Regions from separate parts of the Homo sapiens genome. Here region 2 is linked to region 1. The links are chromatin contacts, found by Hi-C or POLR2A ChIA-PET in ENCODE. All regions are on one chromosome and are shown on one strand. Each heading gives the region's core, a stretch centred on a gene start or an enhancer-like site at or near the end of the contact. The rest is flanking DNA. Distances are from core to core; before and after follow the strand shown. Region 1 overlaps TMEM87B (transmembrane protein 87B). Region 2 overlaps FBLN7 (fibulin 7).

Region 1 (3,076 bases), core at 273-2,772:
AGGCCAAGGTACGCACATTACTTGAGCTCAGGAGTTCGAGACCAAACTGGCCAACGTGGTGAAACCCGGTCTCTACCAAAAAAAGCAAACAATTAGCCGGGGGTGGTGGCTCGTGCCTGTAGTGCCAGCTACTTGGGAGGTTGAGGCACGAGAATCGCTTGAACTTAGGAGGCAGAGGTTGCAGTGAGCCAAGATCGCACCACTGCACTCTAGCCTGAGCGAGAGTGAGACTTTTGTCTCCAAAAAAACAAAAACAACAAAAAAAATTTTTTTTGGCTCTTTCAAAATATAATTGAGTTGGGAAAATACAAAGATGGTGGTTTTTGCAATTAATAATTTAAAATAGAATAATTTCATGATATTTGCAAATCAGAATTTATTGCACATACATTTAAGGCTGCTCAAAAACCCTCCTCTCAGAGTAATTAGAAGAAAAAAACTGGTTTAAAAAAATATTTAAGATAGTCAATTCAAAACAAAATATAAGTAAAAAATTAAGTTAGTGGTCATAGCTCATATTTAATTAAGACTATTTACCTAATCTAAGGAATCTAAATTCTGATTCATTATAATCAACTAACCAGAACCTCCAAATAACCAGAACTGTTACTGCTCTCACTTTATGAGTTGAGCCGAGCAAGCTAACAGTGAAGGGATTCATTTAAAAAGGGTTTGTATCTGTACCCATTCATTTAATCTTCTATTCCTTTCACAGTAACAACACTGCACCTGTTGGTATCTGATGTTCATAACCAGAGCTGTGAAAGGTACTGCAAGATTCCTCAACAAGAGGCCTTCATTTCCTACACTGTACTAAGAACACAAAAGGCATTTGAGAAAGAATCTCCAATAAAAGTCCAGGGGGATAAAGGCTTCCAGGATAAAATCCTGCTAACTCCCCAATCCCCAGCTCACAAGCAAACGGGCACGCACACAGGAGGAGAGCCTAGGGGTGCGAGTCACAGAGCAGAGGCCTGAGCCTGGGCCCCCGGGGGCCGGAGCTCAGGAACACAGGAGGGTGCAGCAGAGGAGGCTGGGGAGGAGTAGCCAGTGATGTGAGAGGATGGAAGACGAGCTCCCAGAAACCAGGCAAAGCTGGCACTCCTTAAAGCTGCTCACGGGACAACTGGACGAGGGCTGAGCAGGGCCATGTGATATGGCAGGTGAGGTCATGGTGGCCTTGACAAGAGCAGTCTCAATAGAGCAATACTGGGGAGGCTGAGGTACAGACTACTCATGTGAGAAGTTATGCTGCACAGGGGAAAGGTGAATGAGGCAGAAGTGGAGGAGAGGGCCATGTGGGGTGGAGGGAGGGCTTCACTTTAAAAAATGGTAGAAATAACGAGATGCTGATGGGGGTGACCCACCAGAGAGGAAAGCTGACGATGCAAGAAAAAACAAAACCGAGCACTAGGACAGTTTCCCTCACAGTTGAGTGGGCACAAAGGCAGGGGTGGCCCGTGACTATCAAGAAGAGGAAAGTGGTTCATGCGGTCCAGATGTGGGGGAAATGACAGGGTCTGGGGGCACAGATGCAGTGGAATTCCCCTCTGATGGCTTCTACTTCCTCAGTGAAAAAAAAACCGAAGGTCAGGGTAGAGTCTGAGAGAAAGGGGTAAAATGGTCTTCTGCAGACAGGAGAGTGAGAAAATAGTGGCAAGGGGATTGAGTACAACTGCCAGCAGCACTGAGGGTGCACGTGAAGTTTAGGGTCATGAATGGCAAGTAGGCCCCCTCAGTGTGGTCCAGGGCTCTTTTTGGGCAAATTCCCCTGCTCGGGTGGGAGCCTGAGGCAGAAGGAAAGCTGGACTTAGCAAGGCTGGGGTTTTGTCAAGAAGGTTGACAAAGAGAAAGGCAGGGGTCTTTGGGTGTCAATGTCCTGCTGGACCAGGGAATCCAAGCAAAAGGAAGAAGGTAAGGATATAAGATGGGGAGGGACAACGGAAGGTGCCAGGGTCAAAAGGCTGGAGGCCAAAGTATAGTCGAAAAAGACTGACACCGACATGTTAAAGAAAGTAACAGGAAACAGAGGAGGTTGACAGTTGAAAAGTGGATTGCTTAAAATTGAGATTTTGAAGAGGGTGCAGTTATATATATAATAAAGTCTAGAAAATGATACTGGGAATCAGTAGCTGAAACATGGTGATGGGCAAGAGCAGGAGAGGTGGGGAGGTGAGGTCAGGTTACTTAAAGGGTCATGCACATGGCTCCTGAGACCCCATGGCCTTCTGACAGATGAAATGCTGAGGACGACACCTGTGAAGCCAGTGCCCACAGAGCTGAGGAATGAGGGAGGGTCTGGAAGCTCACAGTGACCACAACAAGATGCAGCAGGTGACCCAGCCTGAAGAGTGAGCTTCTGGGAATCAGGGTTTTAGGAAAGAAGCAGGAAGAAAGGTCTGAAAAAACACAACAAGGATAGAAATCAAGTTCTCCCATAGTTATGCCCAGTGATTCACAGGTGAGAGGAGGAAAAGACCCGCCGGAGAAGGTCCAGAAGCAGAGTCCTTGAGGGACAGACAGGTTTCAGTCAGAAGTTTTGCTGACTTGGTGTTTAATCCACTCTCTCTTCCAACACTCAGATAGGACCATAAAAGCTTAATGATACTGTCTAAATAACAGAAAAGGGTTTGAAAATGGTTTGAATTATTTTAGATTTTCCATTATCCTTAAAGTTGATTATTTATTCATCTAACTATATAAAGTTATTGAAATAAAAATTCAGGGTCTTTATTGGAAGATAACATAAAATAGCAAGTATGTGGAAATCTTTTAAAAATGTGTTCTTGTAGATTTTTCCCAAAGGGATTTGTACTACAATACTTAGAAGTTCCATTTTCACAAAGGTCATAATGTAGACGGACTGAATCACTGGGCTGGGACCCAGCATTTTTCCCACACGCCAGTACTTACTTCACAATGCCATAGCCCAGGCTCACAATGATCACGAGAAGGCGAGCCAACGTCCTCTTAATCGCAGAAATCAACTCCGCAAATATCAATAAGCCTTGGGCTGAGGAAGAAAAAAATAAAATAATTCACTTTGTCTACACCTGGAAGCCTGCCAACCAAGATT
Region 2 (3,076 bases), core at 417-2,916, 72 kb before region 1:
TCAGTGCCGTTGAGAGCTGGATTTGCCACCATCATCTCCGAGAAGGTAGGAAATCCAACGCCTTCCCCAGGAAACTTCAACTCACTCAACAAAGACAGCCCTTGATAAATGTGTCTGCAGTGAGTAAATGATGTCAGATATTCCACAGGCTCCTGACTTTGAATGAACATGATGACTGGCCCCTGTCCCCCAGCACCCTAAGACACCGGAGGAAAACCAGCCGCCCATCTCTGGGTCTTGGCGGTGTGAAAGCTGTTACAGGGCAAGCATGAAAAAGTGCCCTTGTGTCTGTCAGAGTCCTGCCCTCATGGGAGGGAGTCTGGGGTGTCGGCTGTAGCCTCATCAGACAAGTGGAACTTGTCCTCAGCAGCCCTTCCCTCCCAACCGTCCTGGTACTAACGGGGACTCCCTGGAGGGTGCACTTTCACGCCTGAAGCACTGGAGCCAACCTTGGTCATGGACTGGAACCAGTGTATTGCACTGGCTCGGGCTGAGTGTGTGTGTGTGTGTGTGCGCGTGTGCGTGCGTGTATGCGTGCTTGTGTGTGCGTGTGTGTGCGTGCGTGTGTGCGTGTGCGTGCGTGTGCGTCTGCGTGTGCGTGCGTGTGTGCGTGCGCGTGTGTGCGTGTGCGTGCGTGTGCGCGTGCTTGTGTGTGTGCGTGCGTGTGTGCGTGTGCGTGCGTCTGCGTGTGCGTGTGCGTGCGCGTGTGCGTGCGCGTGTGTGTGCACGCACAGAGGGTGTGGAGGAACGCAGTGCTTTCCACTCAACTCTGCTATGAACTTAAAACTGCTCTAAAAAATTATCTTAAAGTAAAATCAAAAATGAAAACAAAACCAAAACTGGATCCAACTTGTGGACGGGGAAGGGAAAAGCAGTGCGTGATCTAAAAGTGGCGCCTTGCAACAGTTTGGTCCGTATGAAGACGTGATAGTTGTTAAGGCCAGAATGAAAAGGCTGAAGAAGAAAAGGGGTGACATTGAGGCTGAGGGAGAAGAAAGGGGGCAGCTGCCTTTCTAATGTGCTCCCCCCACCCCCACTGCCACCAACCAGGCTTACAAATGGGCCACAGATTGGCCCGGCGCGGTGGCCCACGCCTGTCATCCCAGCACTTTGGGAGGCCGAGGCGGGCGGATCACGAGGTCAGGAGATCGAGACCATCCTGGCTAACAAGGTGAAACCCCGTCTCTACTAAAAATACAAAAAATTAGCCGGGCGTGGTGGCGGGCGCCTGTAGTCCCAGCTACGCGGGAGGCTGAGGCAGGAGAATGGCGTGAACCCGGGAGGCGGAGCTTGCAGTGAGCCGAGATCGCGCCACTGCACTCCAGCCTGGGCGACAGAGCGAGACTCCGTCTCAAAAAAATAAATAAATAAATAAATAATAAATAAAAAAGGGGGGGCCACAGTTGGAAGATGGAAGGTGATGGGGGAAGGGTGAGGGGTGACGAGGGGCCTCCAGCTGGGAGCGTCTCGGGGAGAGTGCTCGAGTGCTGCGCTGCCGCCCCAGCGGTGCCGACGTGGGGACCCACCTGGAAGGGCATCTGGGCCCACCCTGCCCACAGAGTTCTGCAGCGCGGCCAGCCGGCTCTTCATGTGGCGGATGCCCTCGGCGAAGCGTGTCTCCTGGCCCTTCAGCAGCTGCTGCAGCTGGCGGATGGCCGAGAGGAGCTGCTGTTTGCTGAGACAGTTCTGCGGAGAGAAGACATCGCCGCCACCACCCATTGAGACTGACTCAGTCCCACATGCTTGTCTGAGCTTCCGAAATCGCCGAAGCCACGGGGTCCAAACCGCGTTTGAAGCTCACTCAACGCAACGTAAAAGTGACCTGCCGCTGGACAGCCCCAAGTACATGCATGGTAGCCCCAGTTCACCCCTTGACAAAAACAAAATGCAGGCAGGACGGATGACTCTAAATGACCGGGTGGATGAACAGTTATTTGAACCCAAAGAGCCTTATAATCACCACGCTGCCACTCTGAGAGATTCTCTCTAATTCTTCACTCTAAGTTAATGCTCTGAAAACCCTGGGCCTTGGCAAACATTTTCTTTCTGTCACTCTTAGACATTTTTAAAAGCAAAGGGCCAATAATACATGTAAAACAGGCAAAACAGGAATGCCCAATGGTTCCTATTCTTTAAAGACATATAACATGGGAAATAAGAAAAAAAAAAACTCACTAGAGTTAAAGAGGCATTCAATAAAAGTCAATGTTCAGTTCTGATGATTTTTTTTTTAAGCCATAGAAAGGCAGAAAATGGAGGATCATGCTTATCATGATAAAGGCTACCTAACTTAAAGCAGCATCAAGCATCATACTTTTTGTTTGCTTGTTCAAACAACAGAAACTTATTTCCTCACAGTTCCGGGGCTAGAAGTCCAAGATCAAGGCATCGGCAGTGTTAGTTTCTGGTGATGTCTTCTAGATGGCAGATGGCCACTCCCCGGAGGTGCCAGCATTCTACTTAATGCTAAAATTCTCAAGGTTTCCTGGCCGGGTACGGTGGCTCATGCCTGTAATCCCAGCACTTTGGGTGGTCAAGGTGGGTGGATTGCTTGAGGCCAGAAGTTCGAGACCAGCCTGTGCAATATAGTGAGACCTCATCTTTACAAAAAATTTAAAAATTCAGCCAGGCTCGGTGGTTCATGCCTGTAATCCTAGCACTTTGGGAGGCTGAGCCGAGCGGATCATGTGAGGTCAGAAGTTCGAAACCAGCGTGGCCAACATGGTGAAACCCAGTCTCAACTACAAATATTTTTAAAATTAGCCGGGCATGGTGGCAGGTGCCTGTAATCCCAGCTACTCGGGAGGCTGAGGCAGGAGAATCGCTTGAACCTGGGAGGCAGAGGTTGCAGTGAGCCGAGACTGCACCACTGCACTCCAGGCTGGGCAACAGAGCAAGACTCTGTCTCAAAATAATAAATAAAATAAAATAAAATAATTAAAAACAAAAAAATTAGCCGAGCCCGGTGATGTATGCCTGTAGTGCCAGCTACTTGGAAGGCTGAGGTGGGATGATTGCCTGAGCCTGGGAGGGAGGTTGCAGTGAGCTGCAATCACATCACTGCACTCCAGCCTGG

What was found. Hi-C counts contacts between places; a loop is a spot of excess contacts on that map. ChIA-PET counts read pairs that join two places held with the same protein, here RNA polymerase II (POLR2A). Pooled maps may share reads with other maps.
Region 2: a loop to region 1 is called in a pooled map, with 2.4 times the contacts of the local background. The contact joins two enhancer-like sites. A Hi-C loop is called at or near these places in 1 of 50 pooled maps. POLR2A ChIA-PET finds 5 or more read pairs at or near these places in 5 of 52 experiments (AG04450, CD8-positive, alpha-beta T cell, H1 and 2 more).

What each region holds. Positions count from the first base shown.
Region 1 is chr2:112,085,942-112,089,017 of GRCh38, reverse strand. It overlaps TMEM87B (transmembrane protein 87B), which reads right to left. Exons shown (of 19, transcript NM_032824.3): 9 at 2,914-3,013. Among named protein-coding and RNA genes, the nearest start is that of TMEM87B, 32 kb to the right of the region's middle. RefSeq lists an enhancer at 1,558-1,647. Within about 2 kb of position 1,522, at least 3 of the 41 ENCODE cell types and tissues checked have a DNase peak (open chromatin) inside an H3K27ac peak, as active enhancers do.
Region 2 is chr2:112,158,286-112,161,361 of GRCh38, reverse strand. It overlaps FBLN7 (fibulin 7), which reads right to left. Exons shown (of 8, transcript NM_153214.3): 2 at 1,527-1,686. Among named protein-coding and RNA genes, the nearest start is that of FBLN7, 21 kb to the right of the region's middle. Within about 2 kb of position 1,666, at least 3 of the 41 ENCODE cell types and tissues checked have a DNase peak (open chromatin) inside an H3K27ac peak, as active enhancers do.